2 separate regions of the Homo sapiens genome follow, and region 2 is linked to region 1. A link is a loop called in an ENCODE intact Hi-C map of the cell type or tissue named here. Cell type or tissue: PC-3. All regions are shown on one strand. Each heading gives the region's core, and the rest is flanking DNA. Links, peaks and the distances in the headings are about the cores only. Region 1 has its middle 72 kb from the start of MPDZ. Region 2 has its middle 240 kb from the start of LINC00583.

Region 1 (16,174 bases), core at 4,966-9,965:
TTCTCCTGCCTCAGCCTCCCGAGTAGCTGCGCACAACGCCAACACACCCAGCTAATTTTTGTATTTTTAGTAGAGACAGGCTTTCACCATGTTGGCCAGGGTGGTCTTGATCTCTTGACCTTGTGATCCGCCACCTCAGCCTCCCAAAGTACTGGGGTTACAGGCATGAGCCACTGTGCCCAGCCCACATTTGTACCTTCTAATGGTTCACCTGGCAGCAGCATTCAGGGAGAACTGGAAAGGAAACATTGGAGGTAGACAGACAATCAAAAGGCTATGGCCGGGCATGGTGGCTCACACCTATAATCCCAGCACTTTGGGAGGCCGAGGCAGGCGGATCACTTGAGGTCTGAAGTTCAAGACCAGACTGACCAACATAGTGAAACCCCGTTTCTACTAAAAATACAAAAATTATCTGGGTATGGTGGCACTTACCTGTAACCCCAGCTACTCAGAAGGCAGAGGCAGGAGAATCACTTGCACCCGGAGGTGGAGGTTGCAGTGAGCCGAGATTGCACCATTGCACTCCAGCCTGGGCAACAGAGCGAGACTCCATCTCAAAAATAAATAAATAAACAAAAAATAACGCTATTGCTGCCTTCTGGGAAAGAGGTGCAAACATGGGGCAATGGTGGTGAAAATGGCAGGAATGGGATGGCTGACAAATAGAGCTAAGTGGTTCTTTCAGTTAGGTTTAATGCAGCTAAATTTGTGAAAACTCTGAAGTCCTGAGTAATATTGACAACTCACATCTGAATGTAATTTTTTTACATAATATTTTTAGGAATAATCTAAAATTCTTAAGTATCATGTTTATTCACTTCTGGATAATTTTGGATTGGGGATCTTGTGTTAATGGCTGAAGAAATGAGGTCCAACTAGCTATAGGTAAGAAACTGAGCCTCAGGGAGAGTTTTAGAGCTAGATGTATCGATGTCAAAATTTGTCTAGGAGTATCATGAGATCTTTGGGGGTAATAGCATGGTTTAGGGCAGGGGATAAAATAAATATTATAGAAGGAAGAAGAGATGAAATGTTGGTAGACTAGTTAAGCAAACACAAATTCCAATTTCTAAAATGTAAGAAAGGCTCTTAAGAGCAACCTGCATGGAGAGTCACAAAGCACAGATTAAAGATGTCCCTGTTGAAAGAGGTTACATGAGTTAGTCTTCAAAAAATAGCTTAGCTAAAACCATGGCCTCTGTGACACTCCTTCAGACTAGGACCCTAGAATCTGATTATATCTTAGAGTCTTCAGCTCTCTGAAATGTATTTATTCTTGCATCCTGTTACTTTCCTGACTTGATGTTTCAGAGTTAATTTATCCAGAGAAAAAGCTGGCCTGACTCTTCTTTGTGAGCCTTGGCAAGTGTTTAGTCTGTTGGTGGTATGGCTGTAGGCCCAAGTCTCATCTAGTGAATGTAGTCAGTGACTACATGTTTTTGGTATGCAGGCCTGTTTATGTATACCAGAAAAAGAACTTCAACATAAAGGAAAAAGCCTTTAAGGTATTTGAGCCTTACAACTACTGTTAAGTGTGAGGTGGGCTACCTCCTTACTACCACACAAGGTTCTCTAATTTTGTTAATAAAAGCCAGATTCCCATTCAATAGCTATGTTGTGGCAATGATGAGTAAGAGAGCAGATGTGCAGAAATTCAAAAACGAATAATAGTATTTAGCCTTCGGTACCAGTGTCAGATATTTGCTATTAAAAGATAATGAAAAGTGGCTGAAATCTTTTCTAATTTGTTAATCCTGTGTGGCTTGGGTAAACAGTATTCCTTAGAGATCGGTTAGCACTAACATTCCACCTTTCTGGAATTAAATCAGAAGTTCAGATGCAGACAGTATCTTCAAAAAATTAAACACCTTTAAAAACTAAAAAAAAAAAAGTTTAAATATCCAGATGTTTGGCCATCTGATGCCAAACATCTGCATATTCATTCTACATTGACTCAACTAGCTGTTAATGAAACATTTGAAAAATTATGTATAGGTAAACAAACTCAGAGAATATCAGGCCTGGAAGGGGGCCTAGAGATCATCTAGTTTCAACATTTTAGAGCTAACAGTGGAGTGAAGATAGCAAGGTCCAGTGGTGGAAAAAAGAGAAAAGGAGTAGGGGAATGTTTAGGGCCCCAAGAAGTAATGTAATTTCTATTTAATTTTGTTCATTTTAACTGTGTTGGTTGTAAGATAGATATAGTTATGACATTTTTAATTTCTAATAATCAATCGGCTAAGTCTTTGGGGTGTGACAAGAAAGAAAAAGGCACTAAGTTCTCAGAGTCATCAGTTTGCCTCAAAAAAGAAAAAAATGAAGACTTTTCTTATTTACCACCAAAGCTCTCCCAATTTCCAAAGACAAATGTTCATCACCATAGCATATATATGAAAGCGATTTAGAGTGCCTATCAATGGAAAATGTATTAGCTAAGTTCCCTGGACTTGAAATTAATAGGAGAGCTTTAAGATTAATGGGACTAGAAATATCATTGCTTTCCCTTGGCATGAAGTTTGTGGCATCTTTATTTTGTTAAAATACAGTGTATTGCTATGAATCTACTGTCTTTTCCCTTCTAATGATTTTGTGAATTCCTAAGACCATGAAAACAACAAAACCAAAAATCAAGGAATTATTCTTGTCCTCTGTGCCACACAAATCAAATCATATCTAATCCTGTTTACTTAAATACCCTTAGAGACTAAGTAATGTAAAGCTTATGGAAATCATATATGGTGATGTTCCTTAAAATTCCAAAACAGAATCAATTAGTCCAGGGAAATACAGACTGTCTACAAACACTGTCAGGGTCAGGTGCAGTGGCTCACGCCTGTAATCCCAGCACTCTGGGAGGCCGAGGCGGGTGGATCACCTGAGGTCAGGAGTTCAAGACCAACCTGGCCAACATGGCAAAACTCTGTTTCTAATAAAAGTACAAAAATTAGCTGGATGTGGTGGTGGGTTCCTGTAATCCCAGCTACTTGGGAGGCTGCGGCAGGAGAATCCCTTGAACCCAGGAGGCAGAGGTTGCAGTGAGCCAAGATTGCACCATTGCACTCCACCTTGGTGACAAGAGCAAAATTTCATCTCAAAAAATAACAATAAAATAATAAAAATAACACTGCCAGCTTCAATGCTATTCTTTTACTATTACAGGCTTAATAATTAAGTTTTTATACAATCAGCCATCAGGTATTTATTGAGAATAAATATAGGTATAACCATAAGTCTAAGAATGCAGAGATCTCTTTGAAAGATGTCAGAGAAAACATATTGTTTTCTCCCTTTCTCTGACATTACAGTCGAGATAGAGGAACTAGAGTCAGATAAAAATGATTAGAGAGCAATAAAATAAACTTATAATTAAGTTTTTAATTGTACATTTTGAACTTCAGAAACTTTAGATTTTGAAGTGAATTAAAATACTTTTGGAGAATTTTTAGATTCAAAGTTAATGTGTGTCTCTCAACATATAGTGCTTAATCTACATACAATATGGAGAATGATAAAATAGCCATCTAGGTTTGACTCCTGACACTCTACTTGCATCAATGTAATCTTACAAAATGACAAGTCTCAATTAAAAATGATAAAGTTCACTGTGGCGGTTATCCTTAAGAAAGTAAGAGGAAAAGAATTACCATTTGTTTAGCATTGAAAGTTGCCAGGCATTTCCCATAACTTTTCTCATTTGTTTCTCATAATGGCCTTATGAAAAGATAACTGAGATCCAGAGAAATACAGTAATTTTCTCAAGATTACATATCTCATAAGTGGAAGAACAAAATTTAAAATCAAATCTGTCTAATTCCAGATCTAGTACTCTATTACAGCTAATAGTTAATTTTCATGGAGCAGGTTGTAGACACACGAGTATATAAAAATATAACCATCATATAGTGAAATGAAATTGTGATGAGATGAATGCAAGCTTCATTTTGCCAGTGATTTAGTGGATAATTGTGTCTCAGTCACTTTAATAGACTGGACTCTGCTTCTCATTTATAAAAGCAACTAAACAGAAAATTGACATTTGTCATTTGGAAAATGCATGGCTTCCAAATCAAATGATTGCTTGTATTTCTTGTAATGACTTAACCCAGCCATATGTTAAAGGGATAAACATCAAGCCAAAATTCAAATTTAAAATAATATATTTCTCCTATATCCATTTGATAACTAAGTCTAAATAACAAATTTGTACTTTATGCTACCATCCATTTTGGACAGTACTACATCTGTGAAGTTAGAGAAGTGGGAACATATTACTTCAGAAGAAATCCCCAAATTTGCACATGTAATACTCTTTTACTTACTGTTTTAGAATTTAATGTCAGGTTTTTTTTAAGTCCTTGTTTTAAAAAGTTTTATCTTTTAAAAAGAAGTCTATGTACGCTGGGTTGAAAAGATTTCAGTGAATTTATAAAATAAAAAGAAGAATAAAAACTGATCATATAAAATTATTAAGACTTGAAAAATATATGTCCTTATTTGGAATCCATCATTCAATTGTGCAGTGTGTCAATGGGGCAGTAAATATTGAATGAGGATTCAATTTTAAGAGCACTTACCTACCCCATCATTGTTACTACTCATTCAATTACTAAAGTAAATATTTTACTTCTATGTTCACAATATGTTTCCATTTCCAAATCTATCCAAGTGCTCTATAAATGAAGACTAATATCGTGTCTCAGCTTTAGCACTTTTTGCCAAAATACTCTGAGTCCAAAATCAAATAACAAAACCATAATGCTGAAAGAGACCTCAATGAGTCATTCTTCCTTGGTTGAACTCTGTCTAGTCATTCTCCTCCACCCAAACCAACCTTCATCTCCTCTATTCAGCTGCTTCTCCCCATCCACCAGCAAGACATATTCTGAACCTAGAAAGGTAACTCCTTTCTGGTTCAATAATATTCTTTGTTTTTATAATTCAAAGATGCTGGCCCGGTGAGGTGGCTCACACCAGCACTTTGAGAGGCCAAGGCAGCTGGATTACTTGAGGTCAGGAGTTCAAGACCAGCTTGGCCAACATGGTGAAACCCCATCTCTACCAAAAAATACAAACATCAGCCAGACATGGTGGCACGCGCCTGTAGTCCCAGCTACTCGGGAGGCTGAGGTGGGAGAGTTGCTTGAACTCAGGAGGCAGATGTTGCAGTGAGCTGAGATCATGCCACAGCACTCCAGCCTGGGCAACAAGCAAGAGGCTGTCAAAACAAAACAAAACAAAAATCAGAAAACAAAGATGCTTTGAATTCCCATCACATTCATTATTTATTTTTGTTCATTGGCCTCATCATAATTTAAGATATCTATGTCTATTCTGGAACACCAACAAGGGATTATTATTTCTCACCTTAAAGAGCTTCTTTGCTAGTTGAACAGACTCTCTTGCTTCAAATCAAAAAGTTCCTAAGACCATGTCTTTCAAATTAGCTAGAAAAATATAATTACTGTATGAGTGTCACCACCCCAGAAGACCAACAAACTCAATTCTTAGAATAATGTTATACAGAATAAAAATGTAAGTATTGTGGTGGGATCTCAGTGTTGTTTATTTTTCCTTCTGATACCTTTATTGTAAACTAGAGGTGTTAGGATATGGTTAGTTATGTGAATTTTAAGTATAATATAGGTCTTTCCTGAAATTCTGTTCTATTTATTTTGGTTGTATCCTACTTTATACTCCTCCTCACTTTGTCCTCCAAAGTCCTAGAGCCTAAAAGAATATATAATACAAAGCAATATGGGAGTAAAAGGAAGTGAGAAAGATGAAAACAAACCATGGTTTCTTAGTAATGAGATTATTATAAAAATGTAAACCATAAAAACCATTACTTGCTGTAGGACCATAGTTTGGGTTCTGTGCTTTCTTAAGAGCCAAAGTTTGGGGATGTGGGGGAAGAGAGAAATCTGGTTATTAAACATGTCAGTGTGTATAAAACTAAATAAAAATAATTATAAAGAGCTCAGGAGAAGCAAGCCAGTATTGATGTGAAGACTGAAGGCTGAAGCGCCATGAAACATAATAATTACTCTTAACAACATCCTTACTTTCAACACATCAAATTCCTAAAAAAGTATTTCCAATGTTGGCCGTCAATAAAAGCCAAAGAGATTCCAACAAAACGAATTAAAGTAAAAAGAGTAGTATGAGTTGCCACAATTATATGATTGAAGTATATTAATTTATGAAGCCCAATTTAGTACATGTGTAAGTTTTAGGATATCTGGAAGATTGGACTTGGCAATGACTGTGCAGCAAACTTTACATATGAGTGCTACTCTAAACACTACAAATACAATGATCTGTGTGTCATGCAGTTGGTTGACATGCATTTTTGTCTATCAGTTTTACCTCCATTGTAAGATCTATAATGTAGGTTTAAATTGTAGGCTTCTTAGAGAGCAGTGTCTATATGTTATAATTAGCACACCATATTGTTATATGTTAAGAAGGTACACATATTTGATATTGCTAAGTATTTTCCAATGATGTAGATTTTTAGTGCATAATATTATGTCTTTCAGAGAAACCCTGTTCAAATTATGCTAGCCCAGGAATCTAACAGGTCGAAAATATTCTCATAGATGGGTCTACATAGAGAGGCAAATGCCAAGGGCTCATAAAATTCCTGTTGGCATACATAGAAAAGAAAGCAATATGGTGTTCCTAAAATACTTTAGATGTTACAGGGACATGTTAAAACACAGAGTGTCTAGAAATGTCTATCCTGGTAAAATCAATGGAGTTAAGCCAGGGCAAAGAACACTTACGGCCTGCAGATACGTAATTTATGCTGTTTCTGATTTGAAAACTGGAGTAGATTTTTAATTTATGATTGAAAATATTGAGTTCACCTTTGAACAGCTAGGTAAATTAGATTGCCCTCAAGTCACCCTTGAAAAGCACCACAACCACCACTATCAGTTTCAATTTGTAAAATGGAACAAATGAAAGAGTCGCTAGGGGCACTTTCACACACCTAGCCCTTCAATTATGCATAAATAAGAAACACCAACACCTCCAACAGGCAAATCAATTTTAAAGCGCAAGGGTTTCTATTGAGAATACTCTGTTCAAAAGTTCAACTCAGCAATGCCAGCAAGATTGCACAAATGAATCAACTCTAAAACCACAGTAGAAAGGGAACCAAGATCACTATTTTTTAATGGCCAATATTTCTCTATGTTAGATGCTAGGATGCCACTAAATTGTGTTTCTCTAAAAAAGCTTGGTGAATTTAACTTCCTGACACTAGATACTACATGTTTAAAAGGCCAGAGAAACTCAAAAGAGGATAACTAATGTAATTCCAGTTAAAGTTCTTAATTTCCTTCCCTTCTCTAACAAAACTTACAAGAATGTTACATATAAGGAAAAAATGTCAGTTTCACAAAGATTTAGAAGGTAGCAATTGAGTCTATGAATTCTCATTAAATTAGTCCTATAAATCAGATTCTATGGAATAACTCTGAAAAGCAACCTTATCTTATCCAGGAAAACCCACTGTATATATTTAAAACCTCATAAGAGACTATTACTTATGCTGTATATTGTATTAAGTAAGCCCATTTAAAGCATACACTATAGCTTCCTTAAGCCAATGTTTTTACAAGTTCATGACCATGATAAAATATATTGCTTTTCAGAATAAATATCCTTTATGCCTATCATAACTATATTATACCAGTTAAATTACACCAACATTTATGGGACAAATTTCCCTAGAAACAGACCGTGTTTAATGCCTGCAGTGACACCTACTGGTAATGAAGTACACCTAATTCTTAAAGATATTTGAAAATAATAGTATCCTCGGTTCATATTTTCATTCTCAGCTCCTTAATTCACTAGCCATGGCAAATTCTTTCTTTTCATCAGCTAACTTATTTCAGTAGCTTTTTGGTAACATAAATATACATACGAGTAACATTTTCTTTTAGAGAATAAGGATTTGTCATGAAGTCGTTTTTGTTATATTTGCTGAGTATGATGAAGAAATGTAATTTTTGTTGATAACAGATTTTCACAAATCATTTAACTTACGCTTATGCAAAACCAGATGTCTCTTCTTCTCCAAGATGCCTATGAGAGATGGTATTTCTAACTAATTGGGGAGAAAATAAAGGGGAAAGAAGCCTTTTGCATGAATTGCAGATCTATGGGATGGTCACTCCTACTGTCACCTGAGGGCCTCCTGGATATGTTCTGTATACTCCCTGTTCATAATGTGGTCTTTTCTCAGCATACTTGCTCATGTTGCAAACTCCTTTTGTTAATGCTCAAGACTGCCCTACTCAAATATGACCCAAGTCCCTTCTCTCTGACCTTATTTAAAGCCAGCTAGACGTGGCACATCTCTCCATTTCATGTCTTCCCCAAATACATGAGTCAGTCACGTCCTTCTCTCCCTCATTCCTCTGTACAAAGTCATATAAATTATTAAAAATCCTAAGAAGTATTTCCCGCCCATTCTACAACCAGGGCTTTCCCTGCCTTTGAATTCTCATTATTTTTTCGTTTATATTACACCACTAAAAAAACTCTTTACATACTCTTCTTTTGTTACTACTACTAATTACTATAATAGAGCCCATTTATAGATCACCCATAAAATGCTGGGAATGTGCTAGGCTGGATGTAAGGACTTTGATTCTTATAATGACCCTTCAAGTTAGCTACTACCATCTCTATTTCTCAGATAAAGAATCTGAGCTGGGCGCGGTGAGCTCACGCCTGTAATCCCAGCATTTTGGGAGGCTGAGGTGGGCAAATCACGAGGTCAGGAGGTCGAGACCATCCTAGCTAACACAGTGAAACCTCATCTCTACTAAAAATACAAAAATTAGCCAGCTGTGGTGGCATGTGCCTGTAGTCCCAGCTACTCAGGAGGCTGAGGCAGGAGAATGGCGTGAACCCAGGATGCAGAGCTTGCAGTGAGCCAAGATCATGCCACTGCACTCCAGCCTGGGCAACAGAGTGAGACTCCGTCTCAAAAAAAAAAAAAAAAAAAAAAAGAATCTGAGAAATGGAGAATTCAGATGCTTTGTTCAAGATAATAGACCTTGACAAAGGATTCTAAACCAAATCTGTCTTGGGTCCCAATCATCCTCTCCTTCCATTATCACACAAAATGGAAGTGTGTTATTAATAAGTTCTTTCCAGCCAAGTTCTGGCCCTGAGGCTGTTGGGAACATTTCAGCCTCTGTAGGTTGCTCCCATTCCTGCCCGTGAACAGTGACATCTTTATAGCAAGTCAGTGTTTCCTCTACTCGTCAGCAGAGTTTCAGAAATATTCTTTTGCTTTTGTCTAAATATTAAAGTTCCTGGGGGGTGAGGCATCCAGGGTAATTTTATGGGCAGTATCATAGAGCAGCTTCTGGATACCATGTCTTTGTGGCTGCTTGCTGCTGATGCAGTGGTTCGCCAAGGAAGCCTTTTTAAAAACTGCCAGTCTGGCCGGGCACAGTGGCTCACGCCTGTAATCGTAGCACTTTGGGAGGCCAAGGCAGGCAGATCACTTGAGGTCAGGAGTTTGAGATCAGCCTGATCAACATGGTGAAACCCTGTCTCTACTAAAAATACAAAAATTAGCCAGGCGTGGTGGCATGCGCCTGTAATCCTAACTACTCGGGAGGCTGAGGCAGGTGAATCACTTGAACCCGGGAGGCAGAGGTTGCAGTGAACCGAGATCGTGCCACTGCACTCCAGCCAGGGGGACAAGAGCAAAACTCTATCTCAAAAAAATAATAAATAAATAAATAAAAACTGCCAATTTGTACAATACTATGAAAGTGAATTTATGTTATTATACATTTGTCCAAACCCATAGAATATACGTCACCAAGAGTGAATCCTCATATAAACTATGGACCTCAAGTGATAATGGTATGTCAATGTAGGTTTATTGATCATAACAAATGTACCATGGGTGCAGGATGTTGATAGAGGGGAAAGCTGCATGTGTGGGGGGGACAGGGGCTATACGGGAATGCTCTGTTTTTTCCATTCAATCTGGCTATGAACCTAAAACCACTCTAAAAAAAAAAGTTTATTTATTTTTTAAAAACTGCCAATGCCTAGGCCCCATCCCAAATTCAGAATCTCTGGGGAACAGACCTTTATATTGGTATGTGTCTAAAATTCCCCAGGTGACACTTAGGTGAAGTTAGGATTGAAAATGACTGGGTTAGTGTCTTCTGTGTATATTGAGTGCCTCTGGCCCTCAGGATGCCTGGTGAGAGAAGGGGGCATGGTTTGTAGCTAAGTCAGCCAGCTGAGTTTGCCCTATCTGCAAACACTCTGGAGATATCTCCATGGTGATTTATTGGCTCCAGTTTCCTTTGAACGATAATAATTATAATATATATCTTATATTATAATAATACAATAAATCCATGTTCCTGATAAGAGACCACATGTGCAACTAACACAGCATACAACCACCCATCTAATTTCTGACTCTTTATCCCAGAACCTCCAACATCTGATTTTTTTTCTGTGCCCACTGAGAGATTAGAATTCCCAACAGTTCCACCATGGGTTTGATTTCTGTCCTTTGATTTGTCCCTGAACTCGTATAGCTCTGTTCTCCTCTTGTCATTACCTTTCATCAAGTTTACATCCAGAGGTGCTTTTTGAGATCATGTACTTCCTCCAGTGTTAGTTACCTGCCCAGTGGCAGCCCTGGCATGCTGCTGCTTCTACTGTTAACCTAGTAAATGTTAAATCCAGCTTTACCATTCACGAAAACTTTTACAGATTCCAGTACCAAAGGCATCATACGATCTCTAAGTGCATTGCCATTCATATATACCTGGCTCCTGGGCATAAGGTGAGCATATTCAGTCCCACTTCATTTTACTAGAATGCAGTCTTTGAGGGCAGACAAAATACCTTATTCATCCCTACCACCTACACCTAGCACAATGTGGTTTATCTATTCATAATTTATCTACTCATAAATGAATAGTGTTTATTTACAAATTAATCATGTAATCTTTCACTTACATAACTGCTGTTATTAAAATATGCATTTGGACTATTTTTTCCATTTGTGGCAATGAGAGTTTCTACAAACCTATTCAAGTGCTTCACTGGAACACTCTTAACCAAAGTCAAATTGTGGAAGAGTTACATAAACTAGTAGATTTGAAGTCATTATTTACCTCATTCTCAGCTTTCAAAAGTTGTCTATGGGTCATAATATGCCATTTTATTAAGTCCTTCATTTAATTTTAAAATATAAGTCATCATTTCCCAATCAGAAAAAGAGGTCCTCCTCCTCCTCCACCGCCACTTCTTCTTCCTCTTCCTCCTCCTCCTCCTGTTCTTCTCCTTCTCCTTCTCCTCCTCCTTGTTCTTCTCTTTTATTTATTCATCTTCTTTTTCAGAAAGGGTTTTTCTCTGGCTGGAGTGCAGTGGCCCAATCATAGCTCACTGCAGCCTCAAATTCCTGAGTTCAAGCAATCATCTCACCTCAGCCCCTGAGTAGCTGGGACTACAAATGTGCACCACCACACCCAGATAATTGTTTTTTATTTTTTGTAGAGACAGGGTATCACTATGTTGCCCAGGATATTCTCAAACTCCTGGCCTCACATGAGCCTCCAGCCTTGGCCTCCCACAATGCTGGGATTATAGGTATGAGCCACCATGCCCAGAACTTTTTTAAGGCAGAACATGGGACCTGCTTTTAAGTTCCATCTTAGCCACTACTTAAGTCTCCAACCACCTCCAAGTCACTTAATGACGAAACTACTTAAAGGGCGTATTATATTTTATAATGTATTTTTGCAATATATATGTATTTTTTATAATAAGATGTGTGAATTATGGGGCACATAATAATGATAATCACTATAGTTATTGTTACTATTGACATTCTCTTTACTTATCAATAAAAATGTTCAATGATGATTTATAATTTAAATATGAAATCTGTCCTCAATCTACCTTATATTTGGAAAAGTTTGCAATTTGATAGACTAGCCAATAGTCTTAGAATACAGTTTTTCTTTCCCAGGAATTCATTATCTAGAAGCAAATTGGCCACCATAGCTTAGAAAATATTTTGATTTTGTCAGGAAAGCTTTAATAAAGGAAACTATATATGTTCATCATCTATGCCACTCAAGTAATACCCAAATATTCTACAGATGTTTTATGAGGAATGGACAATCTTAGTTCAACTCAACCACCAGGTCCCTATAGTTTACGCCAACATCCTAGTTCTAAGAAAGCCTTGTAATATGTGCTTCAGCTGTCAAGAAAAAACATCAGATCAGTTCTACTTCATATAGAACAGTCAGACTTTGGATCAGATACTGGCATATTTAATCTGCCCAAGTTTGTTTTGATGTCCTCTAAGTAGAAGATTAATATTTTGGAATAGGAATGATACAGCCAGACAGACCAGATGTTTATTTCTGTCTGCCTTTGGCTGCGATTGTTTAAATACAACCTAAAGAAAGGTCTAATGAATACTTACTGTGGTGATGAAAGTTCCTGCAGTGCTTCCAGGGTTGCATTATTTGATTTGCATTTCAGCCTGATGTCAGGACGCTGGTGGGGGTCTGTTATAATAGATTTTCTAATACATTTTCTACGTGCCTAATTTGGTATACATTTAAATGTATATATGTACACACGTAAATGTTTGTGCTTGTTATTTAAGGTATTCCAAGTAAGGTTTAAAGCATTGAAACCATCTGATTTGCATTTTTCAACAAGAACCAACATTTGTATTTATTTATGGAAACACTTTTGGCATAAGACTTTCTACTAAATTATAATAAAAACTTTCCGTATCACCCTGGGGAATCTGGCAATCAGCCTACCTCCTACCCAGATCAGTCTTCCCCACCTACTCCTGCCTTCTCCCATCCATTATATGCTTAACTTAAATCTGTGGTCTTGCCTGGAGCTGGTGATGAGGAGAAATAGAAAGTTAAATAAGGCAGTATGTAGTAACATGGCTGTGATTCCCTTGATCTCTGAGGTCCCCTAGGAATCCATAGATTGACCATCTAATATTTAGGCAGCTCTATTTTCTTTTTCTGTAAAATGGACACAAATATATTTTGCATTTTTAAAGTGTAATAACACCCAAGAAACTAATTGAATATAAATATTCCTACGGCCTAAGGCTAGGAGAGTCACATTCCTGTCAATTTTTAAAATGTCTTGTCTACAGCCAATCTATCTTTCCAGTCTAAACTGAAAAAATTACTGGCCCTCCCAAAGAAATACAATTTTAAAATTGTATCATTAATTACTACCACAATAAGATAATAATAATATACATATTGAGTGCTTATTATATTCAAGACAATACAATGATTTAGATGTATACATTCTTTACATCCATGATTTCATTTAATTGGCAGTATTCTAATAGTTAAGTATTATTATGATGCCTGTATCATAGGAGGTAAATCTGAAAATCTTAGAGGTTAAAATGACTTGTCTAACATCACAACAGTTAAAAAATGGCAACAGAGGGACTCTAATCCAGGAGTATCTTATTTAACTTTTATTTATTTTATTGTATCTATTAGTTTTATTAATTAAATAAATGAATTTCCCTAAGTCTATATTCTTAGCTACTATCCAGCCTCAAATGGCATTAATAAATAATCAAAACAAATATGTTTATATTTTTCCAATGGGCTGAGAATTTATTGTGCCCCAGTGATCATAAGTGCTTTAATATCTCAGTTAATCTTGACGTCCCTGTAAGTTGGGCACTATTAACTGCATATAGGGTCTTTCTCTGCTCAAATTGACATGTGTTTTGGGTTTTTATTGGAACACATTTTCCTGCTTAACTACCTCCTTCTATTCAAGAAATTGACAAGATTGGGACCTCCAGAGGAGAAGGGAACTGGAGAGCTAAAAGAATGATAGAGAAATTTACCAAAGAACCTTTTGTACATTTTGAATTTTGAAACAGATGTGCAAAATCACAAAATTAAAGTTCTAAAATAATAGAGAAAATACATGAAAAAGATAATTATTTACTATAAAATAAAAATATTATAGGGGCAGTAAAATACAAAGTGAACAATATTATGGGAGAAGTTGGGTAGAAAAAAGTATCTGGTCATTACTGCAATTAAATCATAACTAATTTTTTAAATGTAAAATGTATTGTTTAGAAACTATAAATCTCATCCACAAATCAGATATATGTCAAAGTGGAAATTAAAAACTATATAGGAGGAGTGCTTTACTTCCAACTATGTGGTCAGTTTTGGAATAGGTGTGGTGTGGTGCTGAGAAGAATGTATATTCTGTTCATTTGGGGTGGAGAGTTCTGTAGATGTCTATTAGGTCCGCTTGTTGCAGAGCTGAGTTCAATTCCTGGATTTGCTTGTTAACTTTCTGTCTCATTGATCTGTCTAATGTTGACAGTGGGGTGTTAAAGTCTCCCATTATTATTGTGTGGGAGTCTAAGTCTCTTTCTAGGTCTCCAAGGACTTGCTTTATGAATCTGGGTGCTGCTGTATTGGGTGCATTTATATTTAGGATAGTTAGCTCTTCTTGTTGAATTGATCCCTTTACCATTATGTAATGGCCTTCTTTGTCTCTTTTGATCTTTGTTGGTTTAAAATCTGTTTTATCAGAGACTAGGACTATAACCCCTGCCTTTTTTTGTTTTCCATTTGCTTGGTATATCTTCCTCCATCCCTTTATTTTGAGCCTATGTGTGTCTCTGCATGTGAGATGGGTCTCCTGAATACAGCACACTGATGGGTCTTGACTCTTTATCCAATTTGCCAGTCTGTGTCTTTTAATTGGAACATTTAGCCCATTTACATTTAAGGTTAATATTGTTATGTGTGAATTTGATCCTGTCATTATGATGTTAGCTGGTTATTTTGCTCATTAGTTGATGCAGTTTCTTCCTAGCCTCGATGGTCTTTACAATTTGGCATGTGTTTGCAGTGGCTGGTTCCTTTCCATGTTTAGTGCTTCCTTCAGGAGCTCTTTTAGGGCAGGCCTGGTGGTGACAAAATCTCTCAGCATTTGCTTGTCTGTAAAGGATTTTATTTCTCTTTCACTTATGAAGCTTAGTTTGGCTGGATATGAAATTCTGGGTTGAAAATTCTTTTCTTGAAGAATGTTGAATATTGGCCCCCACTCTCTTCTGGCTTGTAGAGTTTCTGTCGAGAAATCCACTGTTAGTCTGATGGGCTTCGCTTTGTGGGTAACCCGACCATTCTTTCTGGCTGCCCTTAACATTTTTCCCTTCATTTGAACTTCGGTGAATCTGACAATTATCTGTTTTGGAGTTGCTCTTCTCGAGGAGCATCTTTGTGGCGATCTCTGTATTTCCTGAATTTGAATGTTGGCTTACCTTGCTAGATTGGGGAAGTTCTCCTGGATAATATCCTGCAGAGTGTTTTCCAACTTGGTTCCATTCTCCCTGTCACTTTCAGGTACACCAGTCAGATGTAGATTTGGTCTTTTCACATAGTCCCATATTTCTTGGAGGCTTTGTTCGTTTCTTTTTATTCTTTTTTCTCTAAACTTCTCTTCTCCCTTCATTTCATTCATTTGATCTTCCATCACTGATAGCCTTTCTTCCAGTTGATCGAATCAGCTACTGAAGCTTGTGCATTTGTCACGTAGTTCTCGTACCTTGGTTTTCAGCTTCGTCACGTGTTTTAAGGACTTCTCTGCATTGGTTATTCTAGTTATCCATTCGTCTAATTTTTTTTTAAAGGTTTTTAACTTCTTTGCCATGGGTTCGAACTTCCTCCTTTAGCTCAGAGTAGTTTGATCATCTGAAGCCTTCTTCTCTCAACTCGTCAACGTCATTCTTCATCCAGCTTTGTTCTGTTGCTGGTGAGGAGCTGCGTTCCTTTGGAGGAGGAGAGGTGCTCTGATTTTTAGAGTTTCCAGTTTTTCTGCTCTGTTTTTTTCCCCATCTTTGTGGTTTTATCTACCTTTGGTCTTTGATGATGGTGACGTACAGCTGGGGTTTTGGTGTGGATGTCCTTTCTGTTTGTTAGTTTTCCTTCTAACAGTCAGAACCCTCAGCTGCATGTCTGTTGGAGTTTGCCGGAGGTCCACTCCAGACCCTGTTTGACTGGGTGTCAGCAGCGGAGGCTGCAGAACAGCGGATATTGGTGAACAGCAAATGTTGCTGTCT
Region 2 (16,174 bases), core at 6,681-11,680, 340 kb before region 1:
CAGAGGGTTTGGTGTGGGACCATCTGTAGTGGAGCACAGCCAGGGAAGGCTGTCCCCTTAGGCTTGACTTGCTCCCATAAGTGACTTTAGCCCTAGGTGAACTGTTGGACCCTCTGCAGGGCAGTCTTGTCCATCAGATGGGGTTGGTCTGACCTGAGCACTACTTGGTCTGGTGGCCTCTCCTGGGGTTCCAGCCAGGCCACATGTGTTTGCAGGACAACCCCGGGTGCCACATCATAGCAACTGAATTGGTTGACTATGCCTGACCAGCACAGAGCTCCAGCAAGGTGGCCCCTGTGGCTACACACCAGCCTGCGTAATTCTTCCCTGCACTGCAGCTTCCCCCAGGCCCATGGCATCTCCCCACATCATTTTGCTAGCACATGGTCACATGGACAGGTTTTGCTTTCCTTGCCCTTCCAGCGTGCAGGAGTGCAGTTCATCTGTTCCCCTCCCCTGCACACCACCATTGCAGACGGAGCCTTGGCTGGGATACAGCCAGGCAGCCCCATCCCCACCAGCATCCTGCCCTTGTGCTCACACTGCCATGGGAGTGAATCTAGGCACAGAGAGTAGCAGATCCTCCCCAAACCTGAGCAACCACTCCTGCTTGCACAGCACAGAGAAGGCAACCAAATCTCTGCCCACCAGTGCTCCACCCCTTGGCAAACACTACCACCAGCACCACTGCACACACAGTTGCCAGCAAGTCTCCCTGCCCTCCCCCGAGCTGTGTTGCCTCCACCACTGTGGTGAATGCCCATAGGAAGGAAGGCAGCCTGGCACCCACTAGCACCTTGCTGCAACTGCCGCAGGCACATGCCAACAAAGATGGATCCTATAGTCATCGCACTACAAAATGCTTTGGCTGACATCAACCATCAGAGTGTAGTGACCAGCAGTCTGGAAACACCTCGGCCTCTATCAGCACAGTAAATTCCTAACCTAGAGGAGCCAGGAAATAATGTCAGGACCCAGTATAAGTCCTCTGCAGTTAGAGCACACAGTTCAGGAATTGGGAGCTGGGCATTGCCCCCCGCCTTAAAATCCTTCAGAAATGAAGCCAGTCAGCTGAATCCACCTTATTCCACAATCAAACCCTAAAGATCTTCAAATAGGAAAAAAGAAAAAAATATTCATCCAAAGGTCAGCAACCTCAAAGATTGAAGGTAGATAAGCCCACAAAGGTGGGAAAGAACCAGCACATGAACCCTGACAACTCAAAAATCCAGAATGCCTTATTTCCTCCAAACGACCACATCATTTCTTTAGCAAGGGTTCTGAACCAGGTTGAGATGGCTGAAATGACAGAAATAGAATTCAGAATATAGATAAAAATGAAGATCATTAAGCTACAGGAGTACATTGAAACCCAATCCAAGGTAGCTAAAAATGATGATAAAACAATGCAGTACCTGACAGAAAAATTTAGCAAGTATAGAAAAGAGCATAACTGGCCTGATAGAGCTGAAAAACACACTAATAGAATTTCATAATGCAATTAAAATTATTAATAGCAGAATAGACCAAGCAGAGAAAAGGATTTTGAGCTGGAAAACCAACTTTCTGAAATAAGTTAGGCAAGAATAGAAAAAAATGAATGAAAAGGAATGAACAAAACCTCTGAGAAATATGGGATTATATAAAGAGACCAATCTACAACTCACTGGTGTCCCTAAAAGAGACGAGGAAAATGGACTCAACTTGAGGGTATCATCCATGAGAAGTTCTCCAACCTAGCTAGAGAGGCCAACATTCAGAAAGTGCAGAGACCCCCCAGTAAGAAACTTCACAAGAAGATCATCGCCAAGACACATAATCATCAGATTCTCCAAGATCGAAATGAAAGAAAAAATGTTAAATGTAGCTAGAAAGAAAGGTCAGGTCACCTAAAAAGGGAAGCCTATCAGACTTAACAGTGGACCTCTCAGCAGAAATCCTACAAGCCAGAAAAGACTGGGGGCCAATATTCAACATTCTTAAAGAAAAGAAATTAGAATTCAGAATTTCATATCTGGAAAAACTAAACTTCATAAATGAAGAGGAAATAAGATCCTTTTTAGACAAGCAAATGCTGAGAGAATTTGTTACCACCAGACCTGCCTTATAAGGGCTCCAGAAGGAAGCACTAAACATGGAAAGGAAAGATCGTTACCAGTCACTACAAAAACACACTGAAGTACACAGAACAATGACACTTTACAACCACATAAACAAGTCTGCGAAATAATCATCTAACATCAAGATGATTGATAGGATCAAATCCACACATATCAATACTAACCTTGAATGTAAATGGGCTAACTGCCCCAATTAAAAGGCACAGATTGGCAAGCTGGATAAAGAACCAAGGCCCATTGGAATGCTGTCTCCAAGAGACCCATCTTATGTACAATGACACACCTAGGCTCAGAATCAAGAGGTGGAGAAAAATATAACAAGCAAATGGAAAACAGTAAAAAGCAGAGGTTGTAATCCTAGGTTCAATCAAAACAGATTTTTAAACCAACAAAGATTAAAAAAAAAGAGGGGCATTACATAATGGTAAAGGGTTCATTTCAACAAGATTTAACTACTCTAAATATATGTGCATACAACACAGGAGCACCCAGATTCATAAAGCAAGTTCTTGGAGACTTTCAAAGAATCTTAACTCCCACACAAAAATAGTGGGAAGACTTTAACACCCCATTGACGACTTCAGACAGATCATTGAGACAGAAAATTAAGATATTCAGGACCTGAACTCAACACTAGATCAAGTAGACCTGACAGACATCTACAGAACTACTGACCCAAGAATAGCAGAATGTACGTTCTTGTCATCACCTTATGGCACATATTCTAAAATTAATCACATAATCTGAAGTAAAACACTTCTCAGCAAATACAAAAGATCTGAAATCATAACAAAAAAATCTTTCAGACCACAGCGCAATTAAATTAGAAACTGAGACTAAGAAATTCACTCAAACCAATACAATTACATGGAAATGGAATAATCTGCTCCTCATTGACTTTTAGGGAAATAATGAAATTATAGCTGAAATCAAGAAGTTAGTTGAAACTAATGAGAACAAAGACAAAACATACCAGAATTTCTGGGACACAGCTAAGGCAGTGTTAAGAGGAAAATTTCTAGCACTAAATGCCCACATCAAAAAGTTAGAAAGATATCAAATTAATAACCTAACATCTCAATTAAAAGAACTACAGAACCAAGAGCAAACCAATCTCAAAACTACCAGAAGACAAGAAATAACCAAAATGAGAGCTGAACTGAAGGAAATTGAGACACAAAAATACCGCTCAAAAGATCAATGAATCCAGGAGCTTTTTTTTTTGGAAAAAAAATAAAATAAAATACATAGATTGCTAGCTGTTGTTTGGGAATAGATAGATAGATAGATAGATAGATAGATAGATAGATAGATAGATAGATTGCTAGCTAATAAAGAAGGAAAGAGAAGATCCAAATAAACACAATCAGAAATGACAAGGGGGATATTACCACTGACCCCACAGAAATACAAATAACCTAAGAGAATATTATGAATACCTCTACACACATGAACTAGAAAATCTAGAAGAAATGGGTAAGTTCCTGGGCACATACACCTGCCCAAGACTGAACCAGGAAGAAATTTAATCCCTGATCAGACCAATAACAAACTCTGAAATTGATTCAGTAATAAATAGCCTACCAACCAAAAAGTCCAGTACCAGCACCAGATGCATTTACAGCTGAACTCTACCAGATGTACAAAGGAGAGCCGGGACAATTTCTACTGAAACTATTCCAAAACATTAATGAGGAAGGACTCCTCCCTAACCCATTTTATGAGGCCAGCATCATCTTAATGCCAAAACCTAGCAGAGATATAACAACAACAACAAATCCCAATATCATTCATGAACATCAGTGAAAAAATCCTCCACAAAATGCTAGCAAACTGAATCCAGCAACACACCAAAAAGCTTATCCACTAAATCAGGTAAACTTTATCCCTGGGATTCAAGGTTGGTTCAACAAACATAAATCAATAAACATGATTCTTCACATAACCAGAACTGAAGACAAAAACCATATGATTATCTCAATATATGCAGAAAAAGCTTTCAATAAAATTCAACACCCCTTCATGTTAAAAACTCTCCATAAACTAGATATCGAGGAAACACACCTCAAAATAATAAGAGCCATCTAAGGGAAACCCACAGCCAACATCGTAATGAATGGGCAAAAGCTGGAGGCATTCCCCTTGAAAACCGGCACAAGGCAAGGATGCTTTCTCTCACCACTCCTATTCAACACAGTATTGGAAGTCCTGGCCAGGGCAATCAGGCAAGAGAAAGAAATAAAGGGCATCCAATTAAGAAGAGGGGAAGTCAAATTATCCCTGTTTCCAGAGGACATGATTCTATATCTAGAAAACCCCATAGTCTCAGTCCAAAAGCCCCTTAAGCTGATAAACAACTTCAGCAAAGTCTTAGGATACAAAATCAACGTATCACTGGCATTCCTATACACCAACAATAGTCAAGATGAGAGCCATATTAGGAATGCAATCCCATCCACAATTGCCCCCCACCCCCCTAAAAATAAAACACCTAGGAATACAGCTAACCAGGGAGGTGAAAGATTGCTACAATGAGAACTACAAAACATTGCTCAAAGAAATCAGCAATGACATAAACAAATGGAAAAACCTTCCATGATCATGGATAGGAAGAAACAATATTATTGGAATGATGATACTGCCCAAAGCAATTTATAGATTCAATGCTGTTCCTATCAAACTACCAATGACATTCTTTACAGAACTAAAAAAAAACTACTTTAAAATTCATAGGGATCCAAAAAAGAGCCTAAATAGCCAAGGCACTGCTAAGCAAAAAACAAAGCTGGAGGTATCATGTTACCTAACTTCAAACTATAATACAGAGCTACAGCAACCAAAACAGCATTGTACTGGTACAAAAACGGCACATAAATCAACGGCAATAGTCAGAATAGAGAGCCCAGAATTAAGGCCACATACCTACAACCACCTGGTCTTGAACAATGCTGAGAAAAACAAGCAATGGGGAAAAGACTCCCTATTCAATAAATGGCACCTGGATAACTAGCTAGCCATATGTGGAAGTTTGAAGCTGGACCCCTTCCTTATACCATATACAAAAATCAACTCAAAATGGATTAAAGGCTTAAATGTAAAACCCAAAACTATAAAAACCCTGGAAGACAACCTGGACAATACCATTCTAGACATAGTAATGGGCAAACGCTTCATGACAAAGATACCAAAAGCAATTGCAACAAAAGAAAAAAATGACAAATGGGATCTAATTTAATGAAAGAGCTTCTGCACAGCAAATAAAACTATCAACAGAGTGAATAGACAACCTACAGAATAGGAGAAAACTTTTGCAAACTATGCATCTGACAAGGTCTCATATCCAGTAATATATAAGGAACTTAAATAAATTTACAAGAAAAAAACAACTTTATTAAAAAGCAGGCAAAGGACATAGACACTTTTCAAAAGAATATATACATGTGACCAGTGATCATATGGAACATAGCTCAACATCACTGATCATTAGAGAAATGCAAATTGAAACCACAATGAGATAACCATCTCACACCAGTCAAAATGACTATTATTAAAAAGTAAAAAATAACAGATGCTGGTGAAGTTGTAGAGAAAAAGGAACACTTATACACTGTTGGTGAAAGTGTAAATTACTGCAACTATTGTGGAAAGCACTGTGGCAATTCCTCAGAAATACCATTTGACTTGGTAATCCTATTACTGGTCACATACCCACCCCAAAACAAATTATTATATTATAAAGACCCATGAATGTGTATGTTCATTGCAGCACTATTCACAATACCAAAGACATGGAATCAACCTAAATGCCTATCAATGGCAGACTGGATAAAGAACATATGGTACATATACACCATGGAATACTATGCAGCCATAAAAAGAACATTATGTTTTTTACAGAAACACTGATGAAGTTGGAGGCTATTATCCTTATGAAACTGATGCAGCAACAGAAAACCAAATACCATGGTGTTCTTACATATAAGTGGGGGCTAAATGATGAGAACACGTGGACACTTAGAGGGGAACAACACATACTGGGGCCTATTGGAGGGAGGAGGACGGGAGAAGGGAAAAGTTCAGGAAAAATAACTAATGGGTACTAGGCTTAATACCTCCATGACAAAATAATCTGTACAAAAAAAAAACCCATGACACAAGTCAAACAAACTTGCACATGTACCTGCACAAACTTATACATGTACCCCTGAACTTAAAAATTAAATTAAAAAAAGAAAGAATTGATAATATGGACTTCATTAAAATGGAAATTTCTGATCTGTGAAACTCAATGTCAGGAGCATGAGAAGACAAGCCACAGACTGGAAGGAAATATTTGCAAAAGACATTTCTGATAAAGGACTATTATCCAAAATACACAAAGAACTCTTAAAACTCAACAATAAGAAAGTAAGCAACCCAAATAAAAATGGGCAAAAGACCTGAAAAGCCACCTCACGGAAGAAGATATACAGATGGTAAGTAAGCATGTGAAAAGATGCTTAATATCATTTATTATTAGAGAATTGCAGATTAAAACATCAATGAGATACACACCCAATAGAATGGCCAAAATTCAAAACACTGACAACATCAAATGCTGGTGAAGATGTGGAGCAACAGGAATGTGCATTCATTGATGGTGGGAATGCAAAATGGTACAGCTACCTAGAAAGAGAGTTTGGCAGTATTTTACAGAACTAAACATGCTTTTACCACATGATGCAGCAATTTTGCTCCTTGATATTTATCCAAATCAATTAAAGATTTGTCCATACAAAAACCTGCACAAGATGATTATAACAGATTTATTCATAATTGTCAAAAGCTGGAAGCAACCAAGATGTCCTTTAGTATGTGAGTAGATCAATAAATGATGGTACATCTAGACAATGACATATTATGCACCAAAAAGATTGAGTTTTCAAGCCTTGAAAAGACATGGAGAAAACTTAAATGATTATTACTAAGTGAAAGAAACTAATCTGGAAAGACCATATACTGTATGATTCCAACTATATGAAATTTTGGAAAGAGCAAAACTTTGGAAACAGTAACAAGATCAGCAGTTGTCACAGGTTAGGAGGAAGGAAGAGATAAATAGGCAGAGCACAGCAGATTTTTAGGACAATGAAACTATCCGATATGCTACTAAAATGGTAGATACATGTCATTCTACAGTTGTCAAAAACCCACAGAATGAGCAATACCAACAGTGAATTCTAATATAAACCATGGACTTTGGGTGATGATGAGTCAATGTAGGCTCATCAATCATAACAAATGTATTATGATGGTGCTATGAGGAGAGTAACAGTAGGGGAAGTTGTGTGAGTGTGGAGACAGGGTAAATGCAAACCCTGTACTTTGTGCTCAATTTTGCTGTGAACCTAAAACTGCTCTACAAAATGAAATTTATTAATTAAAATGTTTAAATAATTTAGATGCTTCCTATTTCAAATTTTTAGCAGAATATTCATAATAGTAATCATATCTTCAGTGTCTATAAAATTTTATAATACACGTGCATACAATTATATGCATTATATATTATATAACATATATTTATAATATGATATATATGGGTTATATATTATGTTATCTATATCATATGTTCTATAATATATGGTATTTATAATATATATGAATATATTTTTTACATAATGCATATAAATAAGCTAATTGCATTTATGTAAAACTATCCTAAAACTTAGGCTTTAATACAGACTTCTAAATTCTAATTAAATGATAATAATTAAACGCATTTATAAAGAGTCATAACTTGGCAAGGTACTTTTTGTGCCCACACTACCCTAGGGCCCTTTGAGGTAGGATCATTTTCCATATCTATTTTTAAATGAGTAAACAAAGTCATAGGAAGGTGAGTAACGATCTCAGAGCTACTCAGAGTCTCATAAGTTCTGCTAAGTTTAGACCTAGACATCTGTGAGCTTGAAAACTGTGTAAGCCCAGTTGGCTAGCTGGCTAACTTTGCATGAGTCCCTTAGGCTCAGACCATGCCCTTCATGTGTGAGAATTGCTTTATGTTATCTCTAGGTGCCCTTCCAGTCCACTTATTTATGTGGCTAGTAGGATGGAAAAGGGCCAATTACAAAAGTAAGCGAAAGGGCTTTTTTTCATCATTTACCTTACGTGAGATGTGAAGTTTAGAGGGAGAACTGCCCTCTGGGTTGATTTATTACCAAAGTTCCTGGCTTCTTCATCCCCACCAACTCCCACACTGGGAGAGGTAGAGGAACATCACAATCTAAGGATGAATTGAGAGCAAATCACATTAAGGATGCAACTTGAAGAATTTCCTTCTGTCAGCAAAGATCCAAGACCTTGTAGAAATTACCCTAACATGAAAAGTTTCTTTCAAGAAGAGATTTCCTAAAGTTCTTCACAGCAAAGCTCCACTAGGCTAAAAGCCATGGCTCTTGTTTGTTCCTACAGGGTGTTTCAGTTACAAAGTTGTTCATGTCCTTAATGTTCTCAATTTGATTCTCAACACCAACCTGTAAGATGGAGAGGAAAAGGCTTGTAATTCCCGTTGTACAGTTGAAAAAAACCTGAAAAATTAGAGAAAAGCATTTTCCCAATGTCATTGTCATAGTAAGTGGTGGAGTTGTAGAGTTTTTGACTCTTAGTCTAATGCTCTTTTCATGGCACCAGAAGTATTTGGCTTACAGACTGTTTGAATAGCTGGAGAACTGCATAAACCAAGTGATGTCCATGGACACTATGACATGGCACTATATTTCAAAACTACCAATGGGAAGAGTAGGAATGGATGTTATTTCCAATCTGAGATAATAGGTCTGAAACTTCTGGAAGCCCCTAGGCCAGCAGGTGGAGCCTCTTGTCATGCTTTTTTCCAAAGGCAGGGAGAGATTTTTTTTTTCTTGTTTTTTCAAAAACAGAAAACAATATATACATTATTAGTCAACTAGATCAGGACAGAAGAAAGGTTTTTATGCCTTTACATTTGTTTAAACTTTCCTCAGGTGCTGAGAAGGAGGAAGCTCATGTTCATTGGCCTGGAGATTCAAGTACACACAGAGACACAGAGGCATTCCAAAAAGGAACGTGAGGGTTTTGTGCAAGGCATAGGACAGTGAATATGCTCGGTGAGGCATGCAAACACAGCAAAGGAATGAAGGAGCTGCACATGGAGTGGTATGCACTTCTAAACAGCTTTCAGCAGGCCTTGGATCCACAAACAGCAGGAGACAGCCTTTCTCTATAAGAAAGGACAGTTGGAGCCCGAATGTTACTCTGGTAAACAACAGCCTGAGCCATGTGAGGAAGTGATTCCCCTTTCATACAGGTTTGCATAACATCTTTCCTTTCCCCTGGAGACGCCAGAGAAGCAGCCCTGCTCTTTGGTTCTAGACATACACATTCCTTTGCCCTGTATGCCTTTAGTGCCATGAGTAGGTCATCTTTTCCACTCCCTTCCAAAATATTTTGTTTTCCATCTCTCCCTTCTTTTCCATGTTGCTTTGAGAAAGATCCAAAACTTCCTCCTTGGTTTCTTTAGCTGTTTTTTGTTGTTGTTTCAAACCACAGCCTAAATTTAAACCATGGCTCAGGAGAGGCAACTAACTGGTGGTTATGGGTGTGGCTTCATTGTGGCCTTAGAAACAATTACCTTCAGCCAGTCTTAACCTGTGTGCAGGTAAATATAGGATACCTCTAAGTTCTATCACAGAGGCATTGTCTAGAGAATTTAGGGAAGAGCTTTCTAACTTGGGTCCTTCTTGCTTTTCTAATTTTTCTTTTTTGTTTTGCACCCCACCCCCCCCAAAACTTGCTTTTCTAATTTATTTGGCCAAAGACAGTCAGAGGAATCTTCCTAAATATTAATAGCTTTTATCATAATACTATTCTGTCCAGAAGCCTGAAATACTTCAGCTCCCCTCTACCGTTTATCTCTAAGATGATGAATTAACTGCTTAGCCTGACCTATGGTACCTCCAATGTCTGGTCTCAACTTACCTTCTCAGTCTTCTTGCCCATTTTTTCATTATAAACCAGCCTGGATGACTTATTTTCTTTCATATTCTTTCTTCCACCTCTTGGTTGCACCTGTCCCTCTTTGAGTGACCTCTTCATTCCTGTTAGTTTATCTGATATCTTCCGATGTTTGTTCAAGGTCCAGCTGAATATCTCCTTTTCAATGAAGGCTTTCTCAATTTCTCTACATTGCATCTCTACTCCCCTGCTTTGAAACTAAGAGAATATCTATTTTACTCAAATAACACTTCATATTCTGGCCTGTGTCCTTTTAGTCCCTGTATAATTGCTTTTGTTGAACTGTGGTCTGCTATTATACCACTATCCCACATTAAAAAAAAAAAAAAAAACTTTATGAGAAACAACCCAGCAAAAAGCACTGTGAAATATATTGTATGGATGTTATTGGGGACATGATTTGATATATTTTACAGTGTCTTTTTCATGCAGGCCCGTGGGGAAAAATGTCTCTCAGTCCTCAAAACCAAGAATAGGTGGCCTTCTCCTGAGCTGCTATTTTGTTTTTATCTTGTGATCATCATGAGTCATGTCTCCCTCTTTTTTTTTTCTGAGACAGAGTCTCGCTCTGTAGCCCAGGCTGGAGGGCAGTGGCACGATCTCGGCTCACTGCAAGCTCCACCTCCCAGGTTCACGCCATTCTCCTGCCTCAGCCTCCCGAGTAGCTGGGACTACAGGCATCCACCACCATGCCCGGCTAATTTTTTGTATTTTTTTTAGTAGAGACGGGGTTTCACTGTGTTAGCCAGGATGGTCTCGATCTCCTGACCTTGTGATCCACCCACCTCGGCCTCCCAAAGTGCTGGGATTACAGGTGTGAGCCACCGCGCCCGGCATCTCCCTCTTTTCATAGACTCAGAGCCAGAATTGTAGCCCACCACAAGTAACAAGTGACACTTAATGTCATGTATTTGGCGGGGGTTGGGGGGGCGGTGCTTGGGTGCAGTAATAGCATTAACTTTGGCTTATTTTTATTTCCTGTCTTTATTTTTCTTTCCTCCAGTTTTCTCCCTTATTTATTTTACAATCTGGTAATTGTGCATATCTTTGTAAAAAGGTTCAAATCATTTTTGGAATTGTATGAGGATATATATACATGTAAAACAAATAATTCCTTGCCTTACTTTTTAATCTTAAAATGTACAGAAATCTTAAATATGTAGATTGAATTTTTACATATGTAGATACCTGTGTAAGCACCACCTAGATCAAGACATAGAACATTCCAGAGTGCCAGAAAGTACCAGTTCCTTTCATTATTAACTTATCTTTTCATGTGACTCTGTGTATCTTGGCTCCACAGCTATTCTGAATATTGTTTGAGGATAAGACTGTAGCTATTTGTACCCTGCAGAGAGCCTAATAGGGTTTCTGGAGCATAGTAGGTAATCAGGATGTAGTTATTGACTGAAGGAAAGGACTTGTTCCAAAAAAAGGAGATATGGTTTGGCTGTATTCCCACTCAAATCTCATCTTGAATTCACACGTATTGTGGGAGGGACCTGATGGGAGGTAATTGAATCATGGGAGCAGTTCTTTTTCATGCTGTTCTCATGACAGTAAGTATCACAAGATCTGATGGTTATTATAAGGGGGCGTTTTCCTGCACAAGCTCTTTTTGGTTGCTGCCATCCATGTAAGATGTGACTTGCTCCTCCTTGCCTTCTGCCATGATTGTGAGGCTTCCCCAGCCACATGGAACTGTAACTCCAATTAAACCTTTTTCTTTTGTAAATTGCCCAGTCTTGGGTATGTCTTTATCATCAGTGTGAAAATGGACTAATACAGAAGGAGATGGCTAAGTCCCAGTGCTGACCCAGAGCACTTTGTGCAGCCCTCAGGTAGAGATCAAAAGCTGTCTGTCCTGTTTGTCCCTGGTGCTCTAGTCTCTGGTACAGGGCCTGGCACTTTGTATATATGTTCTTTATGGACTTAAATATATATCTGCTTAACTGAAGAAGCCTTTTCATATCTACTACTGTCTCAGTTGGATGGTGTGTGAGTAGTTTTTCTAATTCTGGAAACTGGGCTGGAAAAACTTGCCATGCTATCACTGAGCATATTTCCTTGAAGGATATGTCTCTGCTGCTCCCTATTCTGCCTTCTAAATAAATGGAAAGAACAGGGGACCCCAATGAGTACCTGCCAACTGGGGTTAGTAATCTCTGCCACAGTGGCATGCCCTCCCCCGACCCAAGGATGGTTTAACCTTCTGTTGAAGAATAAATATGGGAAAAGCATGTGTACCAGGAAATGGGCGCTCAGTAGGCAGCCCAAGGCACCACCAGCTCATTATTTACTAACTTTAATGCCTTGGCAAAAAGAAATCTGTAGACAGAGATGAGAAGACTCTTTGTCTCTTTGTGCCTAAAGACTGCTTACTCCTGGACACTGAGAGAATAGTCTTGATTGAGAATTTATTTTGGGGTGAATGTTTCCACATCAAGTGAGTGAGAAAAACAAAAACAAAAACAAAAGAAGCACATATTATTAGCAATAATGGAAATAAACAAAGCAAATTTTACAAGAATGATTTTAATTTATTTTAGTTTTCACTCTCTGGGCCATCTGGGAAAACTCTCGTCCCAGAGAAAAACTGAGTGACAAGAAGGGTGGGGAAAGTCATTGGAATGGAAAACTAGGCCAAGGGGAAGAAAAGAAATCATGGAAGTAGAAGACTAGTGGATGTGGCAACTTCAATGACAAGTGTTGGACTCAAGTCTATTGCTCACTTCTGCCTGGGAATTCATCAAATTTCTTGAGGCCTCAGTCTCCTTACTTGTAGATTAAAGGATTGTACAATAATCTGTTTGGTCTATTTTCACTTTGAAACAGAAAAATCTCTGATTCTATGTTGTTTACAGTAGTGCCCCCCCATACCCACAGGGGATTAATTCCAAGACCCCCAGCAGATGCCTGAAACCATGGATAGTATTGAACTATGTTTTTTCCTATACAGTCACACTGTATAGGGTGGGAAGCACACAGAGTGTGGATATACTGGACAAAAGGATGATGCACATCCCTGATGGGACAGAGCAGAACAGCATGAGACTTCATCATGCCACTCAGAGCAGCATACAATTTAAAACTTATCAATTGTTTATTTCTGGGATTTTCCATTTAACATTTTTGGACTGCAGTTGACTGTGGGTAACTGACACCACTGAAAGTGAAACCAGAGATAAGGGGGACTACTGTGCTTTTTTCCCCGAGGATTCAAGACCACGTGATTAACAAATATTGTGGTTTATTTTCACCAATTTCTTTTTCCCTAAGATAAAATGACTCTCCTTTATCTGTGGAAAGTGACAAAGGAAGGAAGTACTGTTTAATAGGTAATCCTGCAATTCCTATAGCTGATAGAATAACAATAGGTTTGTCCCTAATTTGATGAGTTTAGGGTTGCTTTTTTCTAAAGGCAGAAATTTTGTTGATGGGGACTTAAAGCAGAGGAGACCCTTTTATAGCAAGCTTCTTGAAAGGAGGCAAAGAAGATAGAATTTATATGTTTTAGCCTTGATGAAATATAACTCAATCTTTGCAAAACGAATTGTATATATTCATTGGAAAAAACAATAATTAGCTCAGGCTGGAGGTCAAGAAGTCTAGCTCCAATTCATAGCTCGTCAAATAGCATGGTTAACTTTTTTTTAGCTCAATATATCCTGGATTACTAGCTTTCTGTTACTAATCTGCCATTAAAAAATAAGAATGTAAACAGGGAAAGGTAATTGTACCAACTTTGGATATTGGAGTATTTTGAAGTTTTTTTTTAAATATGTATTTACAAATAATATTCTCCTTCTTTCAGGAAGCTTCTAAACATCAAGTTAATCTTTTTACTACTCCATTCAAATTTTATTCCTAGGAATTCAGTGTCTTGTAAGTTTTAATTCTGTGAGTGCTGCACTTGGGGAAGACAGAATGAAGAAAGGCCTCTATACCTACTGATGCCTGATATGGGCCAGGAATTGAGTTAGACCTTTCATATACATTTCATTCATTTTACTCCCAAAACATGTCTGGGAGATACATATTATTCTCATGTATTCAACAAATACATATTGAACATCCATGTGTGTCAAGAACGATGCAAGGTGCTGTGGACTGAATGTATGTCCCCACCCCCAAATTCATATGTTGAAACCTGATTCCTAATGTGATGGTGTTTGGAGGTGGGACCTTTGGGAAGTGATTAAGTCATGAGGGTGGAGCACTCGTGAATGGGATTAGTGTCCTTATAAAAGAGGCCCCAAAAACTGCCCCATCCCTTCTGCCATGTGACGACACAGAAAACAGAAAGCCATCTATCAACCAGGAAGTGGGCCCTCACCAGACACTGAACCTGCGATGTCTTGATCTTGGATTTCCCCAGCCTCTAGAGCTGTAAGCAATAATTTTCTGTTGTTTATAAGCCAGCCAGTTGTGGAAATGACTAGTGTGATATTTTGTTATAGCAGCCTGAACAAGCTAAAACAAAGACAACAGGTACATAGCAGTGAACAATAAAGTCCCTGCCTTCACGGATGCTAAAAGCATAGTAGGGAAGATAATCTATAAGCAAGTAAATCAACAAAATAAATACACTGCTATAAATTGTTATACCTCCTGCAAAGAAAATATGAAAGAGTACCGTGACAGAGGGCAATAGTGGGAGATGATCTAGGATCAGTGATCAGAGGCCTCTTGAAAAGGTAAGAGCTGAAAGATGAGAAGTGGCCAGCCATGTGACCAGCTACAAACATGTGTTCCTGTAGAAAAAAAACATGCAAAGGCCACAGGGTGGGAAAGAGCACACTTTAAGTCACTCAAAGAATACCTGTGTAGTAAGAACACACTAAGTGAGAAGGAGTAGGGTGGTGCTAGACAGGGAACACAGGCTCAGAAAAGGCAAATATTCCATATTCACCCAGCTAGGAAACAGGCCAGCCAAGAATGGAAGGCAGCCTGCCTGGTTCCACCACTCCATCTCTCCTGCCATCCTGCCACGGTAGATAGACACTCATATATAGAAACTAGTTTAAACGATTTGTTTTTTCCTGCTTTTTCACAATTTTAAACTTTAAAAGGCTAATCCAGGTTTTTGCAAATTGCTCTAGCTTTTTGAAGGTATAGCCATGGGTTGGACACAGTCAACTAACAAGTTACTTCTAGAAGTCTTAAGTCTTGTTTGCCCGCTTCCTAGATGACTTGGTTTTTGATGCCTCAGTGTGTGCCACTATTGTAAGAATGAATCTAGAAGGAGTCTGCTTTTGTAGCCAGTAAGGTGAGGGGGTGTCTCAGAAAAGCCTAGGGAGCACTTGTGATGTGTAGAGAGAAGGAAACCTTGTTCAGGCTTCTGTATATAAGAAAAATGGCTAGTGTGGCTTCTCTGTTCTGGTCACTAGATTCCCAATGGCAGTGGAAGGTGGATAATTTTTACTTGACTTCACCAGGCATGGTAATGTTTTTGGATCTTATAAAATGGTAGAGTTACTTAAAAATGACTGGTCTCACTCTCTAGAACAATCTCTATACTCTTTATTAAGTAATTAAACATAAACTCATATGACTAGAGAATGATTCTGTTATTAACCCCAGGCCCTCATTACTTGAGAACTAGTATAAGGTTTCACCACAAATGACAAAGGGACATGCTCCTTTCTGGGTCCTGCTTCCCTTGTGTTGTAATCTGTGGTCCTACGCAACCAGGAGCAGGGGGTTTGTATTCCCCGACTGCAGTGCTTGCAGTTCGTATTTTAAAGTACAATTTCTGTGTTTATGTAACTTTGGCTATATCTGTTCCTATTCCTATTGCTTGAGCTCAGATCCATGCGCTCTAGAACTTAATGAAGTGTGTTTTATTGCCAATGTAGACTGCAGGTGCCTGCTAATGCCATAGAGTGGCTTGTGGAAGGCTGTGGTGGGTGAGATCTTATTTACCACCCTGGATTTCAGTGTGTAGAAAACAACTACTGGTGTCAGTAGAGCAAAGCTTCTGGTCTGATAGAACATCAAGAAATACTTTCATAATCTTT

Evidence for each region. Peaks named below come from ENCODE experiments on the same cell type or tissue, not always from the same donor. Only the 100,000 strongest peaks of a DNase experiment are listed, where the experiment ranks them.
Region 2: it touches region 1 in a loop (16-fold over the local background); 5 of 110 quality-filtered maps call a loop at or near these places.

The regions. Positions count from the first base shown.
Region 1 is chr9:13,343,569-13,359,742 of GRCh38, reverse strand. No RefSeq gene overlaps it. Among named protein-coding and RNA genes, the nearest start is that of MPDZ, 72 kb to the right of the region's middle. In PC-3, for the core only: a CTCF peak has its summit at 7,770 (motif pointing left); no DNase peak of the experiment used is centred there.
Region 2 is chr9:13,681,987-13,698,160 of GRCh38, reverse strand. No RefSeq gene overlaps it. Among named protein-coding and RNA genes, the nearest start is that of LINC00583, 240 kb to the left of the region's middle. RefSeq lists enhancers at 1-568, 569-1,186, 9,095-9,635. In PC-3, for the core only: a CTCF peak has its summit at 8,959 (motif pointing right); a DNase peak (open chromatin) is centred at 7,360; H3K27ac peaks cover 2,763 bases.